2 separate regions of the Mus musculus genome follow, and region 2 is linked to region 1. Evidence: chromatin loops called from intact Hi-C (ENCODE). Cell type or tissue: heart. All regions are shown on one strand. Links, peaks and the distances in the headings refer to the core of each region. The heading gives the core; the rest is flanking DNA. Region 1 overlaps Rfng (RFNG O-fucosylpeptide 3-beta-N-acetylglucosaminyltransferase). Region 2 has its middle 12 kb from the start of Gm39490.

Region 1 (15,495 bases), core at 4,505-12,504:
CCAGCCAGTACAGTATCCCAAATCCTGAAAGCACACACCTGGTGCACTGTGGAAGCAGTGTTGTATGGTCATCTGTGCATTTACACGACCCATTGTTTTGTGCAGAATGCCTGGGTGGAGAGATTACATAGGTGCCCCTAGTTCCCCCTTTGGATCCTGCTGCTGCCTCTTGTCTATCACCTCCTCCAGGCCTGTGTCAGTGACCATGGCCTGGAAACCCCAGGTTTATGGTGGCCCTGCATGACCTGGGATTGGGATACAGACAGTTGGCTCTTTAAAAAGGAGGGGTATACAGTCAAACAATATGTGAAACTGTTTGTCAGGGTTAGTGGCTGAACAGAAGTGGGAGTAACACAAGGATCCCCTTACACAAGGAAGTGGTTTTTCAAAGTGCATGGGATTGATCCAACTACAGAGAGTGGAGTCTGTTTAGTCAACCTTTGTCCTGGCTGCTCCTATGGCAACTTGACACAGGCTAGAGTCATCAGAGAGGAAGGAGCCTCAGATGAGAAAATGCCTCCATGAGATCCAGCTGTAAGATTAGCATTTCCCTAATGAGTGATTGATAGGGGAGGGAACAGCCCATTGTGGTGCCATCCCTGGGCCAGTGGTCCTTGGTTCTACGAGAAAGCAACCCAAGGGAAGCAGTGGTGCCACACGCCTTTAATCCCAGCACTTGGGAGGTTAGAGGCGGATCTCTGCTGGGCATGGTGGTGTATGCCTTTATCCCAGAGCTCAGGAGGCAGGGGAAAAAGGATCTGTGGGTTCGAGCCAACCTGCTGAGTTCTAGGACAACCAGGACTACATGGAGACCTCAAAATAAAACAAAACTGGTTTTATTTGTATGGGTGTTTTGTGTGCATATATCTGTGTACAACTTGCAAGCCTGATGCTCTCAGAAGTCATGGCATCAGAGGCTCTGGACCTGGAATTGTGGGTGGCTGTGAGCCAATATGTTGGTTCTGGGAACCCATTTGTTGATTTTTTTTCTTTCCTCTTGCTTTTTTTTAAAGATTTATGTATTTATTTATTTTAATGTATATGAGCACACTGTAGCTGTACAGATTGTGAGCCTTCATGTGGTTATTGGGAATTGTATTTAGGACCTCCACTCACTTATTATTTGCTACGCTCTCTGGTCGAGTCAGCTTGACAGGCTGAGGCTTGAAAGCTACTCACAAGGCAAAAGAGTTTCACAGAAACTCGCTCTTGGAGTCTGGCGTTCTCTCTAACCCATGCATTAATTTTCCATTCCCGCGTTAGTCTAGTGGATGGATCCACATGCTCTCTTTTAGTATTTTCCTATTATAAGTGCCTTTTAAGATTGAATTCTGACATAGCTAAAGCCTTCCGCCAGTGTTCCAACAGTCCTAGAACATCCTTGAGCAAGACCATGGGCTTAAAATTTAGTAAGAATATTGCTATTCAGTGACATTTAGAATAGCCTCTGGTATTATATTATCACTTAGAATAAAAGCCAAGTTGCATCCATATATAGGAATTTACAATGGTTTAGGAAGTAGATCGGGCTATGGCTTTAGAGTATTGCATTATTCATGAGATGGTTAGCTAGAACAGAACTCCCTAGTTAGAACCATGACTTGGGTGTGAAAGCCCTTGCCCTAGGAGAGTAAAGACCTCACACCTGGCTTCTAAGCTGAGTTACACCCTTACACTCGTATTTACAATGGCCTAAGGGGAAGGTGGACTATACAATAGACTAAAATAGGAACTATGGCAAAGGCACGAAGCCCTTGTTGATCCCAGTTGTTAACAATGAATTTTATCCCAGGTGGTTCCTGTTAGACCTTCTGTGTTTGCATTCCTCTGTTTTATATAAGAATCCAGTAACCTCTTTGTACCTTGCTGGTATGTTACCCAACTTCCTTATTGTCTTCAGTATAAAAAGTCTGATGCTCGATTTGACAAAATACATTCAGATACTACACAACCTCTCCTGTGTGCATCTGTCTGTCAATTCATCCGACGCTTTGCCCACCCGCGACTAGAGACCCTTTCCACACAGACAAAGGGGCCCAGAGGGTCTGCGGCAATTATTATACATAAGTGCACTCTAGCGGTCTTCAGATGCACCAGAAGGGGGCGTCAGATTTCATTATGGGTGGTTGTGAGCCATCATATGGTTGCTGGGATTTGAACTCAGGACCTTACCCTCTGAGCCATTTTGTTTGTTTGTTGAAACAGGGTTTCCCTGTGTAGCTCTGGCTGTCCTTGAACTCAGAAAACAACTGTCTGCCTCTGCCTCTTGAGTACTGGGACTTACAGGAGGGTTCTCTGACCACCTGGCCTATTTTGTTGATTCTTATGTAACCAATGCAGCAACTCCATATCTGGATTTTCTTCTGCCTCCAGTAAAGACTTTTGAACTCTCCACCTTCTTTAACTACTTTTTAAAAGATTTGTTTATTATATGTAAGTACACTGTAGCTGTCTTCAGACACACCAGAAGAGGGTGTCAGATCTCATTTCGGATGGTTGTGAGCCACCATGTGGTTGCTGGGATTTGAACTCAAGACCTTTGGAAGAGCAGTCAGTGCTCTTAACCGCTGAGCCATCTCACCAGCCCCTTTTTTAACTATTCTGTAGTCATCTAATAACCTACATCCCTATATGTGAATATACACACACAGCTCTGTGAAATGTAACCTGCAATTCAGTTATTACTTAAAACTAAAGTAATGAGATAAACTTTGTTTGACAACAGACATCAAAGGAAATGGACATTACTTGTAAATTATAGCAAACCAATGTAGCTTGTGAATTTATTGTTACTTTTTTTTCGAGACAGGGTTTCTCTGTGTAGCCCTGGCTGTCCTGGAACTCACTTTGTAGACCAGGCTGGCCTCGAACTCAGAAATCTGCCTGTCTCTGCCTCCCGAGTGCTGGGATTAAAGGCATGGCTACCATGCCCGGCTTATTGTTAAAGTAACTTTTATTAGCAGGATATACCTGTCTTCTGGGAGATTTACTCAGTTGGCTAACCTAGGCCTAGTCCTGGAAGCCTCTGTACATTCCATTCTGGGCCTAGAGTGTTTCCAGCCTCTGAGACTTACACTGTTGAATAAACTCACCCTTTCAAGATCTTTCTGAACTCTGGTTGGCTGGTTCAACTTAGCTCTTCTGGCTCAAACTCCTCTCCCAGCTGACTACTGATTCAATCTGGCTTCTCACAGTGTAATAGTTTATATATGCTTGGTCCAGGGAGTAGCATTATTAGGAGGTGTGGCCTTGTTGAGATACATGTGGCCTTGTTGGATTAGGTGTGTCACTGTGGGTGTGGGCTTTAATACCCTCTTCCTAGCTTCGTGGAACTAGGTCTTATACTAGTAGTCTTCAGATGAAGATGTAGAACTCTCAGCTCTTCCTGTACCATGCCTGCCTAGATGCTGCCTTGTGTTCACCTTGATGATAATGGACTGAACCTTTGAACCTCTGAAGCCAGCCCCAATTAAATATCCTTATAAGAGTTGTCTTAGCCGGGCATGGTGGCGCACGCCTTTAATCCCAGCACTTGGGAGGCAGAGGCAGGCGAATTTCTGAGTTCAAAGCCAGCCTGGTCTACAGAGTGAGTTCCAGGACAGCCAAGGCTACACAGAGAAACCCTGTCTTGAAAAACAAAAACAGATCACAGGGCTCCCAATGGAGGAGCTAGAGAAAGTACCCAAGGAGCTAAAGGGATCTTCAACCCTATAGGTGGAACAACATTATGAACTAACCAGTACCCCTGAGCTCTTGACTCTAGCTGCATATGTATCAAAAGATGGCCTAGTCGGCCATCACTGGAAAGAGAGGCCCATTGGACACGCAGACTTTGTGTGCCCCGGTACAGGGGAACGCCAGGGCCAAAGGGGGGGAGTGGGTGGGTAGGGGAGTGGGGGTGGGTGGGTAAGGGGGACTTTTGGTATAGCATTGGAAATGTAAATGAGCTAAATACCTAATAAAAAATGAAAAAAAAAAAAAAAAAAAAAAAGAAAAACAAAAACAAAAACAAACAAAAAAGAGTTGTCTTGGTCTTGGTGTCTGTTCACAGCAGTAAAACCTCTAAGACACTCAGTTTCTCACTGAATTGCTCTGCTTGGCCTTTAACTAGCAATCTATTCTAATCTCCTGGCTCCTTCTCATTCTCCGGCTCATTCTTTCTTCACTTGTGTTTAGCTTGTTTTCTCTGCTACCTGTCTCTGTAAAACTGTCCCAGGAAAATCTACCTCCAGGTGCCACAAACCTAACTGCTACCAGCTGAAGTGCAGACTCAACTCCTTTGCACTGCTTCTCACCCAACCACTGTGTGCTGGGAGTAAAGGCATGAACCACCTTAATTTTCTGCACCTGGAACTTGCTCTGTACCAGGCTGGCCTTGAACTCAGTGATCTGTTTGCCTCTCTCTCTCCTGGGATTAAAGGCCTGTCTGTATTCCAGCCAGAGTAACCATGTTGCTAGGTTTAATTTCCTGTACAGTTAATATATTCAGATATTTTGGGAAGATAAAAGTGTGTCCTTCTACATTTCTTTCTTTCTTTTTTTCTTTCTTTTTTTTAAGATTTATTATTATACATAAGTACACTGTAGTTGACTTCAGACGCACCAGAAGAGGGCATCAGATCTCATTACAGGTGGTTGTGAGCTGCCATGTGGTTGCTAGAATTTGAACTCTGGACCTTCAGAAAAGCAGTCAGTGCTCTTAACCACTAAGCCATCTTGCCACCCCCTACATTTCTAACATACTGTGCACAACACTTGCTCAGAGTAGAATAGGTCAAACCAGGCTGAGAGATGCCACACAGCATCCTGGGATCAACTAAACATGTCCGCACACTCTCCCTTCCATCAGCTAAACACATTCATACACAAGTTGCTAGATTTCCTGACAAGCCAGGAACAGATACATTTTCTTCTGTGGCTCCCTACAAAATTACTGCTTGTCTTGTGGCCCCTGGCGCCCCCAATGCTTCCGTTAGTACCCTTGCCTTCTAGAGTCACTCAGCATGGGCTGGGGGAGCAACTGTTTCTTTTCAGAGCCCAGGACATCCTCAGTAGCTAAACCTCTAATGAGACAGCTGTTGCAGTTGTCACACTGTTTCCACCTCCATCAGCTGTGTCACAGATGTAGACTAACAGACAGCTACTTCAGATATGGATTAACAGACAGCTACTTCACAGATATGGACTAACAGACAGCTATGCACATGTACATGGAAATGGTAATGACAATTCAGAGTCCACGCTTAGGTAAATTATCCTTTGTCTATTGCTGTGTCCTTGCACAGCTTGGATCCTTGAATGCTGCCTAGGGGCAGTAAGAAAATGAAGAAATGACAAATGTGTGCAAACAGAAAAGCTGGGTCAGGAGCCTGGTGAAGAAGCCACAGCTCAGCAGCAGCTCAGTGCGCTTGTTACATAGACTCCAACAAGAGAGGCTGGTTATTGTATCCAGCTGAACAAGGAGGCAGTTTAGCTAATCTCTGTAGGAGAGCCATGTTAAGGTGGTCACACAAGGTGCAGACAGCTACAATGAACACTTTGTAAACACTGTCAACATTCCCAATCAGGCCAGAAGAAGGCTTTGCAGTCTCTCAGACAAGGTCTTGCTGCTTCCATGGGCTGAGGCTGGGTCCTTGACACACCATACAGCACACTTAACTCACTCCCATGACTGTCTACTGAGTCAGAGGTTCATAGAGGACCAGTCAGCTGGGACTCTCCCTTGGGGGCACCATGATAGCACATCCAGTAATTCCCAGGGCTCTTAGATTAACACAGAGATCGCACAACACCTAGCCCCTTAAGGTACCTTGAGCTTTCTTACTTTTTGGATTCCAAATTTCCTGTCTAAAAACAAATGACCTAAACCTAAAATAGTTTGAAAAGCCCATACAACAAAGAAATTAAAAACAGGTCATGGTCCCTACAAAATTTCAACTTTCTCTGCCAGGGGCTGGAGAGATGACTCAGTGGTTAAAAGCACTGACTGCTCTTTGCAGAAGACTTAAGTTAAATTTCTAGTACCCGCGTGCTACAGATGCTACAACCATCTGTAACTCCAGTCCCAGGGGATCTGATGCCTTCTAGCCTCTGCAGTCACTGCATTCTATGATGTACAGAGCAAACTTACCCACACCAAAAAAACAAAACTAAATCTCACGGGGCGTGGTCTCTTGGACGTGTCCCTCGTCCTTAATCACAGCACTTGGGAGGCAGAGGCAGGTGGATCTCTGTGAGTTTGAGGCCAGTCTGGTCTACCAGGTGAATTCCAGGACAGCCAGGACTGTTACACAAAGAAGCCTTGTCTCAAAAACAACAACAACAACAAAAGCTTTTCTCCAGGGCCTATGAGTGCTGGCTGGCAGGTAAGTGGTGGGAACCCACTGCTGATTTGGCTGGGGTCTGTTCACTTGTGTGGCTGTCACCTCCAAGGCATAATTTCCTGGCCAGAGTCATAAAAGTTTGTTACTAGGGTTTTTAGGCAAAGGCCTGTGAAAATCCCAACAGGCCAAGTCTTTATATCTTCAGTGCACTACAGAGCCAAGAAATGAGGTAAAGGAGAGAAGGAAGATTTAAGCAACTCACACACACACACACACACACACACACCCCTCTGTGCATGTGTGCCCCTCCCCCACATACACTACATATCATTTGATATGTTTAAGAGCTATTTCTACTTTATGTTTTATCTCCCCCCCAACCCCAAGACAGGGTTTCTCTGTGTAGCCCTGGCTGTCCTAGAACTGGCTCTGTAGTGCACTGGAGATACACAAACTTGGCCTGTTGGGATTTCCACGGCCAACCTTTGCCTGAAAACCCTAGTAACAAACCTTTCTGACCCTGGCCAGGAGAAATCACGCCTTTGGGATGACAGCCACACAAGTGAACAGACCCCAGACAAATCAGCAGTGGGTTCCCACCACTTTCCTAGCCTCGAACTCAGAGAGATCTTCCTGCCTTTTCTTCCCTGGGAGGGTGTGCTGGGATTAAAGGTGTATGTCACAATCGCCTGGCACATATCTTTTAAAAATGTTTGTATTAAGTTTTTATTTTGTCTGTCTGTCCTGTGGAGTCGGAAGGGCAACTTCTGAGAGTTAGTTCTTTTCATTCAATATGCAGGTCCCAGGGACTGAACTCAGGGTATTGTAGCTTGGTGACAAGCACCTATTTATTCACTGAGCCATTGCACCAGCCCTTGACTAACCCTTTAAGTGACACTGAGGATTCCCTAGCTCCCACTACCACTTCTGTGTCTGTCATATCTGTGTCCTTAACAACAGTGTCCTTAACAACCATCATGCGCCAGGCAGTGGTGGCGCATGTCTTTAATCCCAGCACTTGGGAGGCAGAGGCAGGCGGATTTCTGAGTTCGAGGCCAGCCTGGTCTACAGAGTGAGTTCCAGGACAGCCAGGGCTATACAGAGAAACCCTGTCTTGAAAAAACAAACAAACAAACAAACAAACAAACAAAAACCATCGTGCCTTGACCTCACTGTGACTAGCCAGTTATGGCTTTTCCCCAGCAGGTTTGAACCCAACCTCAGCCTTTGACCAACCTTGGGCCCTGACCCTGAGATCCTGGTGTGAACCTGAGCCAGAATTCCTTAATCTCTCACAGATGTTGCATTTCTAAACACCACACTGGGACCAAGGGGGTGGGGCTGGGGTAGGGCTCTCTCTCTCTCTCTCTCTCTCTCTCTCTCTGGCTCGTTCTTTTTGGTTTTTCGAGACACGGTTTTTCTGTGTAGCCCTGGCTGTCCTGGAACTCACTCTGTAGGCCAGGCTGGCCTCGAACTCAGAAACCCACCTGCCTCTGCCTCCCAAGTGTGGGGATTACAGGCATGGGCCACCACTGCCCAGCCATCCCCTTTCTCTCGGGTTCTCTGTTGGATGAGCTCACACTGTAGGTCCCACAAAAACTGTGTTCCGAGCACCTGGTGCTTAAATCTTTCCTTGTGATGTCAATGCACTCCGTAGAATATGGGGGTACTAACTGTGAGAGTGTGCATAAGTCAGTTGTGTCCACTAAATAGAACATTGAGTTACTATCATCGTTGCTAGGAAACACACACACACATAACTCGGCAGGCTCCTGTCCATGGATTCTACTTTTGTTTACTCTACAAAGGAGACAGTAAAATGCTTCGAGGAGTTTCCAGAGGCCGACCCATCCCCAGAACTGGAAGGACTGGAGACTGCAGCCATTCTTACTGGTCAGAGCCAGAGGCTTTCGCTCTGCACTGCAGCGCCCCCTACCTTCTGTACGCATGCCATGTGCCAGAGGCTCTCGCTCGGTGCTGCAACGCCCCCTGCTGTCTATATGCCTGCCATGACGGGAGCTGAACCTGAGCTGAGTTGGGGCAATAGCAGCAGCCAATCTCCTAGCTACCGACCACTTCCTGCTGTGTAAATTGCTGCCTTTCTCCAGACTCTACTCCTGCTCTTGAGATGTATACTCCCCTTTGGCCTTTCTTCTACTATGCTCCATTGTAGCTAGCAGACCACCAGGGGTTCAAGTCTGAGACTCAAGTCTCTTCCCAGAATATCTGAACAGCAGGAATGCCTGGATCAGAGTAGAAAACTATTAGAAAATGTGTAACCATAGCCAAAAACTAGACAAGAGTGCATGGCTAGTCACCCAGGAGAGACACAAAGACACAAAGATGTCGTGCAGAGCCTTCAACTTGACCAAGTGAATATACAGATAACACAAATTGGACTTTTTTGGGGGAGTGGGGGAGTAACAAGGGCCGGGGGCAAAACAGGGAAGGACTGGGAAATGAATGTAATAGCGGTGTATGGTATGAAATCTCCAGAGAACCTATACAAATATTACTGACTGAGTGAAAGGGCATGGGATAGCCGCACACTCTGGACAGCCCAAGCACAGAGTTTGGCTTCTACAAAGGAAATCGACCTTTTCCTCTGTTTGTTTGTTTATTGTTGTTTTAAGTTTTCTCAGAATCAGTTCAGCCCATTGGTGCACCTTCCCTGAGCACTGTGGAGATTTGGTGTAGAGCTCTGGGTAACCCTGGGTAGCTTGCTCTTTGGATGAAAACAAACTATTCAAGAAACCTTGGAAGTCATACACACAACTGTCAAAGAGGAGCCAGCTGTGTAGATGTAGATTTTCCAAAGGCACTTCCCAAGTAGGTTTTTTTTGCGGGGGGAGGGGGGGAAGAGGGGCGTGCAAAGCTAAGCTTTGAGAGCATCTGGGATCTACACAAGCCAGTGAGACTCAGGGCACTGTCACTGCTTAGGAATTAGCATGAAAAGGAATCCGATTCTCTCACCATCTGCCCTTAGGAACCCACAAGTGGGGATGGGGAGATGGTGTAATGGGGAGTGTCCTTGTTGTGCAAAAATGGCTTCCTTTGGGATCCCTTGCAAGTGTGTGTGTGTGGGGGGGGAGCTGAGTGAGGAGGCAGCATTGATCGGCTCCCCAGGCTCCAGGGGAAAGATGGTGGGAGGAGGGAGGGGGTAGTCGTTCCCTAGCATCCAGTCTGGCTGAGATGTGTAAAATGTGTACCACCATGCTTCAGGTCCGCTTAAGAGACCCCATCTCAAAAATAATGCGCAGATCAACTGAAGATGACAGCCAATATCAACTTCATGTACATGTGCAGGTGAACACAGATGAATCCACACACACATGAACACATACACACACACACACACTTATGAACACACATGCATGCCACACATGAACACACACACACACACACACACACACACACACACGGGATCTCTCTCACAAACACACATACACCACTACCAACAAGTCAGAAACTGTGGGCAGGAATATATGTCAAGTAAAGCTACATTCAGGAGAAGGGTATTCAATTGGGACACTGGTTGTCCAGAAATAGGGGCTCCTGTACCAGGATGGTTTTAAACCCACTATGAAGCTTTGAGTTCTCCTACTTCCACACAATGAGTGCTGAGATTATAGGTGTGCATCACCACAACCAGATTGGTTTTTTTGTTTGTTTGTTTGTTTGTTTGTTTTTTGATAGTTTCGCTGTGTGACAGCCCTGGAACCTGTTGGCCTGACCAGGTTGGCCTTGAACTCAGTGATCCATCTGTCTCTGCCTCAGATTAAAAGTGTGTGCCTGTGCCACCATGCCCAGCTCACCCAAATTGATTGACTACAACAGATCATTTATTAAAGAGAACTTTTACGTCTAGTCTTGCTTCTCATGAACCAGAGACACCAGCGAGAATGGAGTCTTCATAGATACGTGATATTTATCATAGATGCGAAGCCAGCTTCCTGGCTACCTGATGCTTAGGTTACAGGACCAGCCTTGGCAGGTGGAGGTACGGGGGACACAACCACATGTTCTCTGTCCCACAGCAAGCTGCTTCAACTCTGGCAGTCAAGACCTTGTCTGTTCTGAGCAGTTCTATCACCGCTGAAGGTGGTGTGGACAGACTTTCATCCTTGGAAAGACTGTTTGCTGGTGGAGCCCATGAGTGAATACAGTGCAGGCAAAGGAGGAAACCTGATTGCTAGGGGTAAAGGGGAGGTCTCCAAATTCCAGTACTGAATGGAGTTGAGACTTGCTGCCTCTCCACATTGAGGTCACAAGCAAGTGAACTGGCTGATACAGATGACAGCATTCCTCACAGTATCTTAATGTTACTATAGGAGTTCTGCAGCAGTTTGCTTTCTTCTTCTTCTCCTTCTTTTGGTTTTTTCGAGACAGGGTTTCTCTGTGTAGCCCTGGCTGTCCTGGAACTCACTCTGTAGACCAGGCTGGCCTCGAACTCAGAAATCGGCCTGCCTCTGCCTCCCAAGTGCTGGTATTAAAGGCGTGCGCCACCACCGCCCGGCTCTTCTCCTCCTCCTTTTTCCTTCTTTCTTCTCCTTCTTCTTCAAATTTTTTCCCTTTTTTTCTTTTTTCTATATTTATTTATTATGTATACAGCATTCTGCCTGCATGTATGCCTGCAGGCCAGAGAGGGCATCAGATCTCATTACAGATGGTTGTGAGCCACCATGTGGTTGCTGGGAATTGAACTCAGGACCTCTGGAAGAGCAGTCAGTGCTCTTAACCGCTGAGCCATCTCTACAGCAGCTTTTGATAACTCCATGCTCCCGTACTTAAAGGTCATCCAGTTCAACTGAATCCCTGCTTCCCAGCCTCAGCCCTCACCCTTCTATCCAGAACCCAACTGTACAGAGCCAAAGCCTCTCCCTGAAATTCCAGTCCTAAGGACTCCAAGAACTGTAAGATCTGACCCATATTGGAATTTCTCTCCCTTTTGTGTGTGTGTGTTCATGTGCACCTTACAGAGATCTCTCTGCCTCTGTCGCTGCCTCCTGAATGCTGGGACTTGCGTGTGCAATACCATGCCCAGCCTGGTTTCCACCACCATGAAGGACTCTGGGTATGTTTCCCTCCTGGTGCCTTCTGCCCTTTACACACAAGCTCTTCCAGTGACACGGAGAAGCCATGAGCCCATCTCTGAGTTCAAGGCGAGCCTGGTCTACAGAGTGAATTCCAGGACAGCCAGGGCTACACAGAGAAACCCTGTCTCGAAAAACCAAAAACCAAAAAAACATAACTAGCTCACATGACACCTGAGCTCAGCAACACAGTTTGTTCTGGACCCAGCAGTTCCACCCTCAAGACCTCTTTGCTTAAGACTGTCAACTACTCTGTATCTAAAGCGAGTTGTATGGTGGCCCCAGACCTGGATCGTCTGAGGGAGTGTCCCTATTCAGCCCTGGCTGATCTGAAACTCATGATGTAGATCAGACTGGCCTCAAATTTATGGCCCTTTTGCCTCAGCCTACCCAGTCTTGGGATTACATGTGGGAGCCACCACACCTAGCTTCAAAGTAGGATTTTGGTTTTTTAGTTTTTTGTTTTTTGTTTTTTTCCCCAGACAGGGTTTTTCTATGTAACAGAGTCCTGGGTAGACCCACTTTGTAGACAAGGTTGGTCTTTAACTCACAGAGATCCACTTACCTCTGTTTAGGGAGTGCTGGGATTAAAGGCATAAGATACCCACCACACCTGGCCAAAGTAGGATTTCTATAGCATACAAAGCACGCACATTAGCATCACCCCCTCCCAGGCACCCTTCCTTGTGGCCTTCTAGGCAAGTGAGCCATGCCTTCACCCCTATTTTTATGTAAAAGTCCCTGCTGGGTGTGGTGGTGCACAACTTTTTTTCCCTGCCCTCAGAAGATAGAGGTGGTAGACTTCTGTGAGTTCAAGGTTCACCTGGTCTACACAGCAAGCTCCAGGACAGCTAGGGCTACTAAGTGAGACCCTGTCTTTAAAAACACAAAAGTTCTTAGTTGAACCATTCTAAGCCTGGGGCCACTGATACACACCTTTCCACACCTACACAAGCACACATGCCAGAGTACAGGGTACACACCCTTCCTCAGCATGTTCGCACAAACACTATGTTATGCATGTGCCCGTGTACCCAAGTACACCAATGCACATGGCTGCCATGTCTCCACTCTTTCATATAACCCACGTGCCCATGCACATAACATCTGTGCCCACATCGGCCTTAGTACACACACACAGTCACGCACATGGAGTCATGCTTACACATGTGTATCAGTGCTTCCATCATACGTGTAGAGAAAGATCACACTAGGCCCGCTTGGCTGCACAGCGTGGAAGGCTAAGGAGGCGGGCAGTGCAGCAGGAACAGGCCTTCCTGAAGATTGAGCTGCTGTGTGGATGCCTACAAAGCTGAGCAGCCAGGGGTCTGGGTCATGTATGACAAGAGGAGCCACACTAGGAATGACAAGGAAGCCTTTACTCAACATTGCAACCGCTCCCCTCGGCCTCCCCGTAAAAGCTGATGGATGAGCCTGCATCTCACTCCAAGGAGCCCAAAGGGAAGGCTCTAGCGATGGGAAGCTCAGAGGGAAGCATCCTGAACACCACGTTAGAGGAAGGAAGTCTCCCAGCAGTGTCTCTGGGAGGGCTCAGATGGAGGTAATGGGAGAACAGCAGCCCCTACACAAAAACAGTCCCAAGGCTGGTCCCAAGGCTGGTCCCAAGTCTCCTCTGGTCACACAGTCTGTACATTCTTACTTAGTGGTGGCTCTATGAGCCGGTGGCCAGGCCTGAAGCCCACCCCTTAACGACTAGCCCACCTGGCCCCATCTTCTGCAGGTGAGGACAAGCCGCAGCAGTTGGAGGCTGGGAAGCACCATCGGGGGTAGCTGGGGTGGTAGACTTTATCCAGGGAAGGACCTGTGGCTGGGCTGGGAACCACAGTCTGGGGGTAGCTGGGGTGGTAGACTTTATCCAGGGAAGGACCTGTGGCTGGGCTGGAAACCACTGTCTCTGGGGTAGCTGGGGTGGTAGACTTTGTCCAGGGAAGGACCTGTGGCTGGGCTGGGAACCACAGTCTGGGGGTAGCTGGGGTGGTAGACTTTATCCAGGGAAGGACCTGTGGCTGGGCTGGAAACCACTGTCTCTGGGGTAGCTGGGGTGGTAGACTTTGTCCAGGGAAGGACCTGTGGCTGGGCTGGGAACCACTGTCTCTGGGGTAGTTGGGGTGGTAGACTTTGTCCAGGGAAGGACCTGTGGCTGGGCTGGGAACCACTGTCTCTGGGGTAGCTGGGGTGGTAGACTTTGTCCAGGGAAGGACCTGTGGCTGGGCTAAAGGCATCAGGCACTCAGCATCTTTGCCTTTCTCTCTTCCTGGACGGTCTCGGCACGCACAGCCCGGTTGTCTCATTTTCCAGAGGTACCTGGTGTCCAACTGGGACCGAGGTCGTGGGAGGCCTTCAAGCAGCTTCTGCTGACCGCCATGATCTAAGGCCCGAGGGAGCCGGGTAGAGCAGCCACCAGGAGTCGGCAGTTACTGGAAAGCTCCCTCAACCCTGTTCTTCATAGGACACCAGTGGGTGTCTGGGTAGAGAAGGCAGTGCACAGACTGAAACCTATCAGGAGGAGGAGTCAGATCAGGTCTGCCTGGGAGGGGACTGACACCAGAGCCCTCCAGGGTGCCCACTCACCGTGTAGGGTCCTGCTGTATGTTGAAACTGCCAGCTACATTCACCACATTATGTGGGTTCTCAGGACCCCCATAGCTCAAGGTAACCTGGGAGGAGAATCAGGGAGGGAGAGGGTTGGCTCTTCCTCCTGGGCCCTCCACCTGCTAGAGGAAATTCCACTCACCCCTCAGGCTTAGGGAGGCAGGACAGTGGCCCTTCATAAGAAACCCCACGAGGCTTGCCATGGACAGACAGGGTCCTGAAGGTTCTCCATCCAGCAGGCAAAGTCTCTGCCCAGGGCCCACCCCCAAGCAACAAGGAAATTCTGAGGATAGCACTCTCCTGAGCCCTGAACAACTGGAGACCCCTTGGGAGCTAGGCTGCATCCTTGTAGGAGTGGAGTACCAGGTTGGAGCATCTTCTACCTGCTGCAAAATAGCACCAGACGGCAGCCTCTGCAGGTTTTCCAGGTGCGAGTGGAACAGGGGGCTATGGAGCAGACGGGCGCCCAGAAGTCCTTCCACGATGTATCCCACAGTGCAGTCATCAGGCAGCCGAACCCGCTCTGCTGTGCTCATGAAACTGCCAAGGCTGGAGAGGAGGCTAGTCAGCACCTCTACAGCCCTTCCCACCCCCAAACCAGGCAGCTGGCTTCCCAGCCTCCCACTTACCTGGCCCACGGGCTCATTTTGAGGGCAAGGCCCCTGCTCAGGCAGAACCCAGCCCCACCAGTAGCAAACCAGAATTTCACTGTGTTTGACTGGAAAAAGGAAAAGCTGTCAGGGCTGACCAGGATAGGGCTCCTCACCCTCAGCCCTCCAACTGAATCTTGTTACCCTCATCCTAGGCCACCATCTAGGAGTTTTCAGAAGGCACAAGGGGTTTCCTGACATGTCACCTGTGGCCTCTAAGGCCTTCTCTATCACTGCGCCTGATTGGCCCGTTCCATGGAAGCCAGGGTAGTTGGCCCATGCCTGCCTTAGGGTTTTCTCACTCTTCAGTGCTCCTTGGGTCAGCCCCAGGGAGGAGCATGTTAGCCCAGCACTCACGGTGCCACCGCCTTGGACCCTCTCTGTGGCTTCGATGGGGTGGTCCAGGCTAGGTCGCCCCAGGTAGATGTCCTGGTTGGAAGAGAAGGTGGAAAGCAGGTGCAGCAGGCTTTTGGGGTTCACGTAGTTGTCATCATCCACGTGGCAGAACCATCTGAAGGTGGAGGGAGAGGTCTATGCACTGAGGCCCCCCCCCCCCCAGTTTGGGTGGGAGCCTCCACATCGTTCAGTCCTGGTTCTCTGACAGGTGAGGTTACTTACTTTCGTCCAGATTCTAGGAACTTATCATATTCCACCGACATTTTGCAGCACAGTGCTTGGCGGGTGCGCACAGCAGAGCAATTGGTGTTGATCATGCGGCCGCCTGCACGGGACATACGGGAATATACGTGAGTGGTGAGTGTTGACTTCTAGCTTGCCTCCTCAGGTTTAGGCCTGTCCAGCCACTGAGCACAGCCC
Region 2 (15,495 bases), core at 2,363-10,362, 260 kb before region 1:
CTGCTACCTTTGTTCCTCCCAGGTGACAAGCTGTGAATGGAAGCAACCAAAACTGCCCTTTGCTCTGTCACTTGAGGATGTCAGAGGTCAAACCTAGACAACCCTCAGCTCTTAGTTTCGTTTAGATTCTATCTGCAGGCAAGGACTTGTCAAATTAGACATCACGTTCTGTAGGCAGAAAAGAATGGGGAGGGAACTCGGGAAGGAAAGAGTGGCTGTAACAGGTTATGTCCCTGTAGAGAAGTTGGCGAGGACAACAGGAAAAAGCCACTTCCTTAACTAACACCGTAGCAGAGGATTAGGGCAGAGGGTATTCCTGCTGTCTGTTGTGGCCTGGAGCTAGGTGTGCTTCTTGCTGTAATCCTTAAACTGGAGGCCAAGGCAAAAGGATTAGGAACTTAATGCTCAGTAGTGAATTGGAAACCAGCCTGGGCTTACATTGAGAGACCAGTGGGGGGTGGGGGCGGGAAATGGGGGCCGCTGGGACATCTGGCGTGGGCTCCTGTCAGCCTGATGATATCTGGAGCATAGACACCACAACCAGAAGCAACGTGGGGTGGAAAGAGTTTATTTCAGCTGAAAACCCCCAGGTTACAGCGTGGAGAGTCAGGGAAGAAAGTGAAGGCAGGAACTGAAGCAGAGGCCCCAGAGCAACGTGTTTATCGGATTGCTCTACAGTTTGCTTTCTTTTCTACCCATCCTCCACCCCACCCCACCCCCGAGGAGGAACAAGGGAAGCTGGATCTTACGCGGGCAAGAGAGAGTGCACACTGAGAACAGAGAAAGCCGCGGGACAAACCGTCACAAAAACAAAACACAAACAAACCCCCAGAGACCAATGGCAAGCTGGGTAAGCAGACCCTCGCTGGACAAGCATGAAGAAAACCGCGATTGCTCTGGCCAGCAAAACTTGGAGGCTTAAAGGAAAAAAAGAAAGGAAGAAAGAAAGAAAAGAAAGAAAGAAAGAAAGAAAGAAAGAAAGAAAGAAAGAAAGAAAGAAAGAAAGAAAGAAAGAAAGAAAAATTAACCCCCAGGAAGCACCCCTGTGAGGAGGGCAAAAAGTAGTGCGCAGGGAGGCACGAGGCAGAATGACCGGAACACACCAGGCACGGACCAGTGAGTGGATCCGCATGCTTTCTTAACACCCCAGATGTCCAAGATGACACCTCCCACTGTGAGCTGTGCCCACCCACATCAAACATAATTTTTAAAATTGCCTGCAGCCAGGCAGTGGTGGCACACACCTTTAATCCCAGCACTTGGGAGACAGAGACAGGCAGATTTCTGAGTTCGAGGCCAGCCTGGTCTACAGAGTGAGTTCCAGGACAGCCAGGCTACAGAGAAACCCTGTCTCGAAAAAAACAAAAAACAAAAACAAAAAAATTGCCCGCAGACTTACCTATAGGCCAGTGTTATGGTGAACCTATCTAGGGCTTCCAAAGCCCACAGAGTTTGTCTCCTAGGTTCAGGCCGGCTCTACCTCACAGCTGCTAATGTCGTTAATGGTCATCCCATGCTACTGGTGTCTCCAAGACGCTGGGGTCTCCATTGCACCTTCACCCGTCTCCTCTGAGCTCTCTTCAGGGATCCTGACTCTGCCACACAGTGCAAACCCTCAAATTCTCTTCAAGAGCCTTTCAGGGATGGGGTTCCTACTGCACCTAAGGGTGCAAGGTCACCTCTGTCCTGACCTCTCTTAGTGCCAAGCCTCAGCTGCTTCCATGACTCTTCAGACCTTCAAAACCAAACCATGCCCAGAGGGTGGTGGTGAACCTCAGCACTCAGGAGGCAGAGGCAGGTGGAGCTCTGTGAGTTGGAGGCCAACCTGGTCTATAGAGGAGTTCTAGAACAGCCAGGGCTGTGCAGAGAAGCCCCATCACAACCAACCAACCATGGTGCAGTCAGGAGGAGGCACTAAGAAGTCAGTGATAGGTGGAGCTCTGAGAGTTCAAGGCCATCCTGGTCTAGCATCCAGGCCACCCAGAGTTACATGATGAGACCCTGCTTTCAAATATTACATATATATTTGGGAAGGGGGATTTTTGTTGTTGTTGTTGTTGTATTGTTTTTACATTTCCATTACTGAGTTTGGCTGCCAACATGAGGTACAGCCTTCGCCTACTTGGGACCACAGCTTTTCTTTTTCTTTTTCTTTTTCTTTTTCTTTTTTTTTTTTTCTTTTTTTTTTTTTCTTCTTTCTTTCTTGTTTTTTTGTTTTTTTGTTTTTTTTGTTTTTGGTTTTTGGTTTTTGGTTTTGTTTATTTTATTTTATTTTATTTTATTTTTTGAGCTGGGACCACAGCTTTTGTGTGCTTGCCCTGAGGAACTACTCCCAGGTTTGTGATCTCAGTGATTCTGGTCTCTTTGTTTTTAAGCAGGGTCTCCCTATTTTGTAGCTCTGGCTGGCCTCAAACTCACATAGATCCATCTGTCTCTGCCTACCGAGTGCTGCTGCAATTAACGGTATGGTCTGCCCAGATGTTTAATTATTTTATTTTATATGCATGAGGGTTTTGCTTACTTGTGTGTCTGTGCACACAGTGCATGCCTAGACCCTGAGGAAGTCAGGAGAGGGCACAGTGGAACTTGGAATTGGAGTCACAGTTGTGAGCCACCAAGTGGGTGCTGAGGAGTGAGCCTAAAACTCACCCTTCCCATGGCTGGTTGGGGCCCTTTCATCTTCCTCCCCTTTGCTCTGGTGCACCTGTTTGGGATCACACCCCATCCCTCCCTCCCACTGAGAATTCCCATTAAGCTAACCCTCCACTATTTCACACCCCTCCTTATCCCAAGCTGTGAGAGGTGGACATAACTGGCACACCAGTGCCAACCCGTCTGGAAAAGGAAGCCTTGCTGGAGCAGGTCCCTGGCATCTGACCATTCTTTCACCAAATGATCTGTGGCTCAAAATGTTTTCCAAATACCAAGAATTCACCCTGAAAGACTCTGGGCTGAATTGTAAGTAATTTTACTCATTCCGTGGGAGATTGATGGAGGAAAGGGCAAAGGTCATGAGAGATCTTGCCTGAGGCTAAGATGTGAAGAAGTGGGAGAAATCAGCTCCATTAGGAAGCAGCAAGCCCTAAATCAACAGCATGGCAGACGCCCTCCCTGGGGAGAGGGGTGTGGCAAGGGCTCATCCACTGCCAGGAGGCAGCAGAGCCGGGCACATAACCAGGAATTGTTAGGGACTCTTGGACAGAACTGAAATATCAGTTGGCTGATATATGCATGCCTTTGCCTAGCTAGCAGTTCCTCGGCCAGTTAAAAAGGAGCAGCCATCCGGAAGGTGGTGGGACACACCTTTAACGCCAGCACTCTGGAGGCAGAGGCAGGTGGATCTCTGAGCCTGGTCTGAAGAGCTAGTTCTAGGACAATCAGGGCTACACAAAGAGACTATGTCTAAAACAAAAAACAAAAACAAACAAACAAAAAAACAAAAACCAAACCAACCAAACAAACAAACAAAACAAAACAACCCCCCCCAAAATGAAAACAAACAAAACCCCCAAACAAACAAAACAGAAAAAGAAAGAAAGAGCAAGCAAATACACAGACCCACTTGTACCGAGCAAGAAGGGGGACGCTCGTGTTCCCAGCAGCACAGCCAGCATCACCAAACACAGAAGCTGAGCACTGATGGGTGGATAGTGTGGAGTGCCCGCACTCCAGCTATAATCCAGCTATAATCCAGCTGTGCGTGGTATGTGTGTGAGTGCACATGTGTATGTGTGATTGTACTGTGTGTGCACATGTGTATGTATGCATGTGTGATTGTTTTGTGTGTGTGTGCATGTGTGTATGTATGCATGTGTGATTGTACTGTGTGTGCACATGTGTATGTATGCATGTGTGATTGTATTGTGTGTGCACATGTGTATGTATGCACGTGTGATTGTATTGTGTGTGTTCATCTGTGTGTGTGTGAGTGAGTGTGTATATGTGTTCTTATGTGCACGTTCACAGACGCCAGAAGTCAGTTCCAGGTGTCTTCCTCAATCACTCAGCACCTTACTTTTTGAGGATCTCTTCTGAACCTGGTGCTCACTGATGCAGCAGACTGGCTGGCCAGCTCTCCCACCCCAGGGCCACTGTTGATTTCTTTCCAATGTTGTGGTTTGCTGTTTTGAGATAGACTCTTACTATGTAGCCCAGAGTCCCTACATAAACCAGGCTTCACTGATCCTCCTGCCTCTGCCTCCTTGGTGCTGGAATTACAAACACCGGCCACCTTACTGGCTCAGTACTGAGGTTTGAACCCAGGGTTCCACAGGTGCTAGGCTAGATCTAACCATATTCCATCTCAGTCTTTTTTACAAAGATGACTGAAGGGGCTGGAGAGATGGCTCAGTGGTTAAGAGCACTGACTGTTCTTCCAAAGGTCCTGAGTTCAAATCCCAGCAACCACATGATGGCTCACAACCATCTGTTATGACATCTGACACCCGTTACTGGTGTGTCTGAAGACAGCTACAGTGTACTTACATATAAATAATAAATAAATATTTTTTTAAAAAATGACTGAAGAAGGTGTGAGGCGGGAGGTTGGCAGCTGTTCTTTTTGGCATGATGGAAAGTTTTACAATTGACTGTAGTTTGGTGTGTGGGCATGCACCTGTAACCCCAGTCAGAGGGGTTGGCTATCATTGGATATTAATTTCATTGTCTTTTTGCAAAACCCCTAATAGTCAGAGCAGGGACTGTCTCTGACTTTGTTGCCTGCCGTTGGGACCCTTGCCCCAAAGCCTTAATATAAAAGGAGGTGCCTACCTAGTCTTACTGCAACTTGATATATCATGGCTAACCTTCCAGGTCAGCCCTTTTCTGAAGAGAAACAGAAGGGGAGTGGATGGACCGGAGTGGGGTTGGGGTAGGGTGGCTGGGAGGGAATGGGAGGAGAAGAGGGAGAGGAAACTGAGGTCAGGATGTAACATAAATAAAATTAAAATAATAAAAATATATTAATAAAAAATAGAAAAAATAGAACTATTTTATTTAAAAAAAAAAAAAAAAAAAAAAAAAAGCTTGCCCGCGACAGGCCTTTAATCCCAGCTCTCCGCAGGCTTTGCACTCAAGGCCAGCCTGATCTACAGAGTGAGTTCAGGTCAGCCAGAGCTACCCAGAGAAACCCTATCTAGAAAAAACCAACCAACCAACCAAACAAACAAACAAACAAAAAAGCTTTCCCTTTTATCTTATGTGTGGGGGAGTTTTGCCTGAATATGTCTGTGTACCCCTTGTGTGCCTGGTGCCTTCAGAGGCCAAAAGAGGTTCCGTCAGATCATCTGGAACTGGAGTTACAGGCTCATAGAACGTGTGGGTGCTGGGAATAGAACCCTGGTCCTCTAGAAGAGCAGCCGAGTCATCTCAGTGACTCCTCCTTTCTCCCTGACTCGATAACTCTTTAATTACAAGCTTCGTGACTGTGCCAGCGCGGGATGGGGAGGGCTGAGATCAATCCCTGATGTCCACACCCGTGTGAGGAGGAGAGTGAGGTCTGGATCCCCTGGCTGCAGGCGCTGCTGCGGCCCCAGGCGCTGCCGCCGGTTTAAGCATAGCCTGTAATTCCCCGAATGGCCTCTTGGTGGCGGCCACGTAGCGTCCTTCATTGGAACCGGGACTGGTCAGGGTAGATGAGGTGTAGACCAAGAAAGGGTGCGGCCTGGACTCCTAGAGGTGCCATGCTAGCTAGAGTGGACGTGGCAGTCCAGGGTCCAGGGTGAAATAGGAGCCCAACCCCAGGAGGGGACTCAACATTCAGCCTGCGCTGGCAGAACACAGCCTGTCACTGTAGGCAGGCGGAAAGTCGGCAAAGCGTTTTCAGGGTTTGGTTGGGATCATTTAGCAGTGTGGAAATACAAAAGGACAAACCTTTGGGGCAACAGGGGATGTGAACATAGTAAGTTCTAGGCAGCTGGGGCTCCAGCGGTCTCCAAAGTGGGGGAACCCTCTCAGGCATATAGACCCAGAGGAGGATCGGCTGACTAGAAAGCAGGAGTGTGGGCCAGGTCTGCCTTTGGGATCTAGAATGGTGTATGGGTGACCGGGTGTAGTGTTACCTGCACGGGGCCTCATGTACGTTTAGGGTAGGTTTCTCCGGCATCACTAGCATCCACACCAGATGGGTCTGGTGTGAGCACCAGGGTGACTCTAGGCTGAGAGGAGGCAGAAGACAGAGGGGCCTTTGTGCTGGCTAGTTTTTGTAAACTTGATACAAACTAGTATCACCTGGGAAGAAAGACCCTCAACCGGGGTGTTTCCTCCATCAGAATGGCCTGTGGACAAACCTGTGTGGTATTGTTTTCCTGACTGCTAGGAGGTCCAACCCACTGTGGGTGGTCCATCCTTGAGCAGGTGAGGCTGGGCTGTATAAGAAGCTACCTTGGGGTGGGTGAGTGAGCCAGTAAGCAGCCCTTCTCCATGGCTTCTGCTCCAGGCCATTTCTGAAGCCCCTTCTGTCTTGGCTTCCCTCCATGAACGTCTCCAATCTGTAAAATGAAATAAAGCCTCACTGCCGAAGTTGCTTTTGGTCATGGTGTTTATCACAGTGACAGAAAAGCAAACTTGAACAGCCACCCTTGAGGGCTTCCAGAGGCTGACATGGGACCCCCGTTGGGACCAGTGGACAGGGGTACAGGAATCTCAGCAGACTGCAATGTGGAAAAGAGGGAATTGTTTTGGGGGTGTGACCGTCCAGTTCAGGTAGCATGCCGAGGGCAGTAGAGTGAGAATCTGAAGCAAAAAAGGGGCTGTTGAGCCTTAGTCTACCTGCCCGGTCCACCCACACACATGATCCCACCTCACCGTTGCATCTCTGGGCATCTAGCAGTTTTTCCCGGAAGGGTCTGTGGATCCCACACACCTATTTATTTATTTATTTATTTCTCTCTCTCTCTCTTTTTTTTTTTTTTTTTTTTTTTTTTTTGGTTTTTCAAGACAGGGTTTCTCTGTGTAGCCCTGGCTGTCCTGGAACTCACTCTGAGTGGACTAAGAACATCTATCATGTGCATGCACTGCCATCCATGGCTGGTATCAGCTGCAGTGCATGACCAGGTCTCAGGGCACACCTGCACTCGTGGTCACTGTGAAGCTCAGAGCCCCCACCCAAAGGACCAACTCAGACTCCTGGCAGGATTAGCAGGATGGCAGGCCCTGTCTCTCCTCCTGTTAAAGCTCGGAGTCTCTTCAGTGCAGGTCACCATTCGGACCTATTATGTGTTTCCAGGGGGCTGAATACCTACTCACAGTCTCCCGTGGCCCACATTCCTTCCTTGGGATGACCAGGGCAGAGATGTCCTAGCAACAGCACCCAAGTGTTGGGATTTCCTTTTAAAGATTTATTTATTTATTTTATGTATATAAGTACACTGTAGCTGTCCAGATGGTTGTGAGCCTTCATGTGGTTGTTGGGTATTGAATTTAGGACCTCTGCTCGCTCCTGTCAACCTCACTCGATGCGGTCAGCCCCACTTGCTCCGCCCCAAAGATTTATTATAATAATAATAATCTTATTATTATACATATTGTAATACAATATTATAAATATTTTAATTATTATAAATAAGTACACTGTAGCTGTCTTCAGACGCACCAGAAAAGGGCATCAGATCTCTCATTATGGGTGGTTGTGAGCCACCATGTGGTTGCTGGGATTTGAACTCAGGACCTTCAGGAGAGCAGTCAATGCTCTTATCCACTGAGCCATCTCGCCAGTCCCAAGAAGTGTTGTTTTTAAAAAAACAAAAAACAAAAAACCCCCCAAAACTCTAGTCATTCAATTTTACCAAAGAAGACTCAGGAGCCAGACACCAGGGTGAAAACCTGCTGGCTCAGGGAGCTACATCACAACAAGGTTTTTTTTTTCTTCACAGTCTGATCACAGATCCTGTGATACAGAAGAACATTGTCTGCCTCACTGTCTCCAGCCTGCAGCCCGCCTGAGGATCTTCCCAACACCTCCAAGGCCTGAAGCAGAGCCTGAGGAACCTCCTGGGAACATTTCCCTGGATCCACCCCCATCGCTGGCGAGACAGTTGGACAGCTTGTGTTTGCACATTCGGCCCCCACAGCTAGGCTTCCTTAGGTCCACCCACTTCCCCCTCCTGCCTTATAGTCCCTGGGAGTTCCCAGCCTAATTGAGTCAGCAGAAGTGTGTGTGACTACAACTGGCCTACTCTTGTGCAACTTGGAACTTGGAACTCCTCCTGAGGTAGGGAGCCCCGGCTCTGAACAAGACTTTTCTGAAGCCTCATACTGTTTAGCGATGTGTTTCTATACATTTCTATGGCCAGTGTCACAGTTCCCTGTGTAGGCCAGGTGAGTGTGTTACCATGGAAGTGCACATTCTATGCTTTACACACACACCCACAAAAACTAACATCTACAGCTCCAACCTTCATCCTCCAAGGCTCAGCGGACAGAAGAGAAGGCAAAAGGAATGTAAGACGGAGACAGAGGAGCACCGTGAACAGCCATCTTCTGAACAAGGCACAGAAGCTGCACTTATGAGGTCACGACGACAGCTGTGGCTGCCTGCACAAGGTCTTCACAAATCAGAGAGGCCCCACCCTTCACTGGGGCTCTATTATGGCTACGGGTGAAGAGAGTTGATATTCTTGGGGTGTGGCTGTTGGCAGGTTGCCCATGCTTCACTGGAGGGCTGAGTACCTATGTGCACATATGTAGCTCTGATTGGATTCAGTGAAGGGATGAAGGAGGAGGGGGATGTGTTGGGGAGGGGAGGGAAGATAGGAAGTGTCACTATCATTAAGACACACTGCTTAACTGTGTGTCAAAATACAGGAAAAAAAAACACTTTAATTGAGTCAGCACGATAAGATTGCAGGTGTAAAGGTGCCCACGTGGTGGGAACTGACTCCTACAAGACACACATTCACACCCACACACAAAAATAAACACATGTAATTAAAAATTGTTTTCCAGGGGGGTGGATCTGGGAGGAGATAGAGGAAGGAGTGGACATTAATACAATCAAAATAGATTATATGAAATTCTGAAAAGAATTAATATAACTATTATAATACACACACACACACACTTATATTTTCTAAGACAGGATAGCCCTGGCTGTCCTGGAACTCACTATGTAGAGCAGACTGGCCTTAATTTCAGAGATCTGCCTGCCTCTGCCTCCCAAGTTCTGGGATTAAAGGTGTGTGCCGTTAACACCTGGCTAAATATTATGTTTTAAATATCTTACAAAAAAATAACTAGCCAGTCATGGTGACATATCCCAGCACTCAGGAGGCAGAGGCAATCCAGTCTCTGTAAATTCAAGGTTGGTCTGTTCTATAAACTGAGTTCCAGAATAGCCAGGGCTACTGTCACAAAACAAAACAGAACAAAACAAAACAAAACCCTATACTTCTAGGTGGGATTATGGCTCACAGCTGTTATCCCAGCACTTGAGAGGCTGCGGCAGGAGGATTGCTGTAATTTTAAAGGTACCTTAGTCTATAAAGTGAGACCTTGTTTCAACAAAACAAAAAGTATCAGCCAGAAGCTAGAGAGATGGCTCAGTCATTAAGTCTGGGGTAGATGGATCAAGTCTTTGCCTGACTTAGACCCTGCCTCAAGCAAACAAACCCCTGACAAAATCTCCAGTTGTGCAGCCCTAAACATATTCACATTGTTGAGTAATTCTCACCAAATGAAACTCAGTCCCCATGAAACATCACTACCTCGCTGTGGGCTCCGGCCACCTCCCTTCTACTTCCTGTCTGTGACTGCCCGCTCCAGGCTCCCTCCCTTCAGGCCAATTATGCTTCATGATGTCATACACTCCTGGGCTTACCACCCGCCAGCCACGGACACTGGGGCTTCATGGACTGCCAGCGCTTGTGAGCCGGGCTGCTGTGAATGTGTGTCCACAAATCACTTATATCCCTGTTCTTTATTCTCTGTCGCTGTGTGGCTGTCCCAACCCCATCAGCAGCGAGTGTTGGGGTCTGGAAGGGCTCTGAAGAACAGCAACAGAATCCTTTAGGGTTGCAGTTAGCACAGAGCAATGGTTCATTTTCATGATCACCCTAATTGGATTCAGAGATGTCTAGAGGCTGGAGAGACACTCTGTCTTTGAGAGCACTCACTGCTCTCCTAGTGGCCTCCAAAAAGATCCCAGCACCCACAGGGCAGGTCACTGTCAGTGAATTTACATCGGTTCCGGGGAGAGCCTATGGAGGGCTTCAACTCCTTGGTATCGCCCCACTTTCTGAGAGTTGTAACAGAACTTCCTGTGACTGCTTTGGACAGATCGCCACCACCTCTAGGCCTTTAGGGACCCGTAGGTGGGGACTCTTGCCTCCTGCTGTGACAGTCCAGCACAGGAAGGACAGACCCCACTACCCACCCACTTTAGCTGAGGGCTCTGAGGCAAGAGTCAGTTGTCTGAGCTCTCTTCGTTCCCACTGACCTCTCATAGGACGAGCCTGACCTGCCCAGCTCGGAGAGGACTTCAGGGCTAAGAATAAGGGAGTCCCTCGTGCCTGGGCCCAGGGCACCTGAGATGGTGGAGTTGCTCCCGGGGACTCGTAGGCTGGGTCGATCTCAGGAAGTGACAGTGTCTGGGATAGTCTAGGAGTCCCAGGCGCTGCCTACATGGGGGAGGGGAGACTCTGCCAGGCAGTCAACAAGCTTTGGGTCCTCTCTCTTGGTCTTCCTGGATGTTTAGGCTCAGGCATGTCCTCAGAGCTGGGTTCGGCATGGCTGAGCATGAGATAGGCAGTGGGTATCGGTTTAGCTTCAGAATGTGGATAAAAAAGTCTTGCTGCCTTTCACAGGCCAGTTACCTGAACCACACTTAGCCCCTCTAGCCCCATTGCCCACACCCAGGCCTCTAGAGAACAGCAGCCCCTCATGTCAAGAGGCTCACAGGTCAGCCCACCACACTCTGTCACTCAACAGTTCCAAGACATACAGTCACACCCAAACACACCCAGACACAGAGGACATACAAATACCACAAGCAGACATAGGCGTGCACACACAGACATGCCTTTCCAGGAACGATAAGCTGCAGGCTCCAGGCGTCAGGGAGCTCTGTGCCTTCTCTACGAGGAAGAGCAGGCCTGGGAGGCATCTGTTGTGCCAGCTCTCTCTCCCGTTCTCTTCAGATGAAGCCCAGGTGCCAGTTGGCCAGCAGGGCCTGGGTTTCTGCCCAGCTGAAGGGCCATCTGGGAGGACATTTTCCCCAAGGAGACTCTAAATCTGTCTCTGGCTAATAGGGCTGGCTCTGGCCAGAGAAGAGGCCTACTGGAGGGGCCAGGGAGGTTGTCAGAGGCCTGGATTCAACCTGCTGTGGGGCAAGAGACCTCCCTCCAGGCCTGTGGTAGGACAAGCAGGCTTCCACCACCCAGTAAGACTACCCAGTGTTGAGAAAAAAGGAGTTTTGGCACAACCTTGCTGTTCTTGTAGAAGATCCAGGTTCAGTTCTCAAGACCAGCATCAGATGGCTCACAACCACCAGCTGCAGGGGATCTGACGCCCTCTTCTGGCCTCAGAGGGCACCAGCACATCTGCACGTACTCACACAAACACAGACACACTCTCTCATATTTAAAAAACTAAATCAGGCAATGGTGGCACACATCTTTAATTCCAGAACTCAGGAGGCAGAGGTAGGAAGATCTCTGTGTTTGAGGCCAGCCTGGTCTACAGAGTGAGTTCCAGGACAGTCAGGGCTACACAGAGAAACCCTGTCTAGAAAAAAGCAACATCTGTACAACAAAAGAGAAAAAAAAAAAAAAAAAGAAAAGAAAAAAGAAGAAAAGAAAGAAAGAAAGAAAGGAAGGAAGGAAGAAAGAAAGAAGTGAAAAAAGAAAAAGAAAGACCCCCAGAAAACTGGTTATGGCTGGCTGGAAACACTCTCAGAGAGATAGGTGGATGGGAGAGAGGGCTCAGAGACTCAAAGTGCCTGCCACTAAGCCTGAGGCCCTGAGACCAACCCAGAACCCATATAAAGATGGAACGAAAGAACCAACTTCACAAAGCTGTCCCAGCATGCATGCCATGGCATTGTGGCCACACATTCACAGTAATAGTAATAATAATAATCTAATAACATTTGAAAAAGCAAACAAAACCAGCTGGGCATAGTGATTCATTCATTTAATCCCAGCACTGAGGAGGCACAGGCAGGTGGATCTTACTGAATTCAAGGCCAGCCTGATCTGTATAGTGGGTTTCAGGACAGCCAGGGCTACATAGTAAGACCTTACCTCAAAAAACCAAACCAAACCAAACCAAACCAAAACAGCTAAACCCCAGAAGGAGCCGGTGAGAACTCTGACCCCAGTGCACCTCACGGTCAAAACTGGACATCTTTCCTCCGAGGTCACGAATAAAGCAGGAAAGCCGGGCATGGTGGTGCACGCCTGTAATCCCAGCACTGGGGAGGCAGAGGCAGGTGAATTTCTGAGTTCAAGGAGGCTAGCCTGGTCTACAGAGTGAGTTCTAGGAAAGCCAGGGCTACACAGAGAAACCCTGTCTTGTAAAAACAAAAAAACAAAACAAACAAACAAAAAAAAAACTCCAAACAAAACAAAACAAAAACAAATAAAGCAGGAAAGCCCAATCATGCCACCTCTGAACGTTGCACCACAGGTCACAGTTCCAACAATGAGTTACCAAAAAGTAAATAAAATCTTGCAGATTGCAAAGGAAGAAAATGTATTTTTCGAACACAGTGCAGAGTTGTCTTCACAGAGAAACCCGAAGAAGCTACAGAGACAGAGATGTGAGCATTAACGAGTGGAGGGAAGAGACCTAGAGATAAAGCACGCGCCGCGACTCTGTATACCAGCAGTGAGTAATCGGAAATAAAAAACCTTAAATATCGCTGTGAGCATCTATGGTGAGGACACAACGCAGTATCTGCCCAGTGCTTGGGATGCTAAAGTGGGAAGAATCTGATAAAGCGTTAGTAAATATCGAGTAATTAGACTCTAAATGCTTCATCGTCAGCTAATTAGCTCTGGACAAATGAGACAGCCGAGGGACTGGGCTTGACAGGACCAGTGGAGTTTGCAGGGTCACTACTGGAGACGCAGGTCAGGAAAAGCACTTTGCCTGGCATGCATGAGGCTCTGGGCTTGGGGAAAAATCACTTATAGCAATGATTTTATCAAAAGTGACAAAAATGGCCGGGTGGTGGTGGCGCACGCCTTCAACCCCAGAGCTTGGGAGGCAGAGTCAGGCTGATAGACTCTGAGTTTGAGGCCAGCCTGATCTACTACAGAGCAAGTTCTAAGACAGCCAGGGCTACCTGGAGAAACCCTGTCTCAAAACCAAAAACAAACAAACAACATTTGTGTACTAGCGACTACAGAATATTCCTGAGGGACACTGAAGAAGATCCAACCAATGAACTGTCGCCTGGATGTGCTTATGTTTACGAGCTGGATGCTAAGATAGGTGCTCAAATTTACCTATAGATTCTGCTGAGTCTCAGCTCACAACCCAGAGACAGGGGTTTTCTGTGTAGACCAGGCTGGCCTCGAACTCAGAGATCTGCCTGCCTCTGCCTCCCAAGTGCTGGGATCAAAGGCGTGCGCCATCACTCCTGGCTCTAACTTCTAAATGATGAGTCAGATGCAGTTGTACTCACTTGCAATTCTAGCACTCAAGAGACGGAGGAAGGAGGGACAAGGGTGTCCTGAGCTGCATAGGGCGACTCTGACACATACATGTGTAAAATGTTGGCCAGGGGTAGTGGCACACTCTCGTAACCCCAGGCTTTGAAAAGTAGGGACAAGAGAACCGGGAGTTCAAGATCGATTACCGTGGAGCTACACAGACAGCTTGAAGTCAGCCGTGGACCATGAGATCTTGTCTCAAAAACAAAACAACAAAAAAGAAACCTTTCCTTGAGACGGAGCCATGTTTGATGCAGCTAACGTGGCCAAGAACCTGAGACTAGATAGGTCACAGGCCTCGGGGAAAACTGGCAAAGGAACATCGAAGTGAAATGACTGCTAATGGCATACTCACAGACTAGTGCCTCACTCAGCACCCATCAGCCTCCTTTTACAGCAGATGTGGGGGCTGGAGGGATGGCTCAGTGGATAAGAGCACTGTTTGCCTTTCCAGAGGTCCTGAGTTCAATTCCCAGCAACTACATGGTGGCTCACAACCATGTACAGTGCAGTCTAATGCCCTCTTCTGGCCTTCAGTTATACACAGAGAGAGAGCATTCATATACAGTAGACGGGAATTAACAGAGCCCCGCAGCTGGGCAGTGTGCAGCCTGAGGGACTCAGGAGCATTGTCTAAATGGGATTTTTTTTTTTTTTTTGAGGCAAGATTTCTCTGTGTATCCCTGATTGTCCTGGAACTTGCTCTGTAGACCAGGCTGACCTCAAACTCACAGAGATCCCCCTGTCTCTGCCTACTGATGGTTGGGTTTAGAAGTATCTGCCACCAGTGCCCAGAGACTTACAATGTAGCCCAAGCTGGCCTAGGGTTCACTATGTAACCCAAGCTGGACTTGAACTTGGAGAGATCCTCCTGCGTCGGCTGGAATTACAGACTTGAGCCATCTTTCCAGACTGCCAATCTGAAGACATCCTATGGAGTGACTATAACTGGAACCAAGTGCAGAGGAGGTCTATAGTTCCAGTTACATGGAGGCTGACATAGGAGTATTGCTTTAGACGGGAAAACAGAGCCAGCCTGAGCAACATGGGGAGATCCTATGCTTGAAAGATTTTTAAAGATTTATTTTATTTTTAATTATGTGTTCATGTGTGTATATGTATGAGTGCAGGTGTCCATAAGACCCAAGGCCACTGAACTCCCTGAGACTGGAGTTACAGTCAGGTGGGTGCTGGGAACCGAACTCAGGTCCTCTGCAAGAGCAAGCAGCACATCTCCCTGATCACTGAGCCATCTCTGTAGCTGCTCTCCTCCTGATATACAATATATATTAGTTATTTCATTTTATGTGTGTGAATGTTTTGCCTGCATGCATGCCTGGTAAAGAGGGCACTGAGACTGGAGTACTTGAGACTGGAGTTACAGGCAGGTATGAGCCATTATGTGGGTGCTGGAAATTGAACCTAGTTCCTCTGGAAGGTCAGCTAGTGCTCTCAACTGCTAGACCATCTTTCCAGCCCCCCTGAAATATAATTTCCTACCATGTATATTAATTATTCTCTAATGTTGTGATAAAACACCGTGACCAAGGCAAGGCAGGGTTTTTTTGGGCTTATGGTTCCAGAGAGATCGGAGTCAGTCATGCCAGCAAAGGTAGCAGCAGGAGCAGCTGAGAGTTTACATCTCTAACTGCAAACAGGAAACGGAGAGAGTGGACCAGAAATGGCTTAACACTCTCAAATCCTGGCTCTAGCAACAGACTTCCTTCAGCAAGGCCACACCTCCTATACCCCTCAGACAGCACCATCAAGTGTATTTACCTAAGATTATGGGGCACATGCCATCCAAACCACCACAGCAGACATAGTAGTCCAACCCTGGCTA

Evidence for each region. Peaks named below come from ENCODE experiments on the same cell type or tissue, not always from the same donor. Only the 100,000 strongest peaks of a DNase experiment are listed, where the experiment ranks them.
Region 2: a loop joins it to region 1, with 2.1 times the contacts of the local background. A loop is called at or near these places in 6 of 42 quality-filtered maps.

Annotation. Positions count from the first base shown.
Region 1 is chr11:120,767,971-120,783,465 of GRCm38, forward strand. Rfng (RFNG O-fucosylpeptide 3-beta-N-acetylglucosaminyltransferase) reads right to left here. Exons shown (of 8, transcript NM_009053.2): 3 at 15,298-15,400; 4 at 15,037-15,190; 5 at 14,659-14,747; 6 at 14,413-14,578; 7 at 14,009-14,094; 8 at 12,775-13,933. The coding sequence ends at 13,852. Among named protein-coding and RNA genes, the nearest start is that of Rfng, 8.5 kb to the right of the region's middle. In heart, for the core only: no CTCF peak of the experiment used is centred there; a DNase peak (open chromatin) is centred at 8,281; H3K4me3 peaks cover 228 bases; H3K27me3 peaks cover 2,008 bases.
Region 2 is chr11:120,510,160-120,525,654 of GRCm38, forward strand. No RefSeq gene overlaps it. Among named protein-coding and RNA genes, the nearest start is that of Gm39490, 12 kb to the left of the region's middle. In heart, for the core only: a CTCF peak has its summit at 5,577 (motif pointing right); DNase peaks (open chromatin) are centred at 5,592, 8,102, 8,603 and 9,772; H3K27ac peaks cover 770 bases.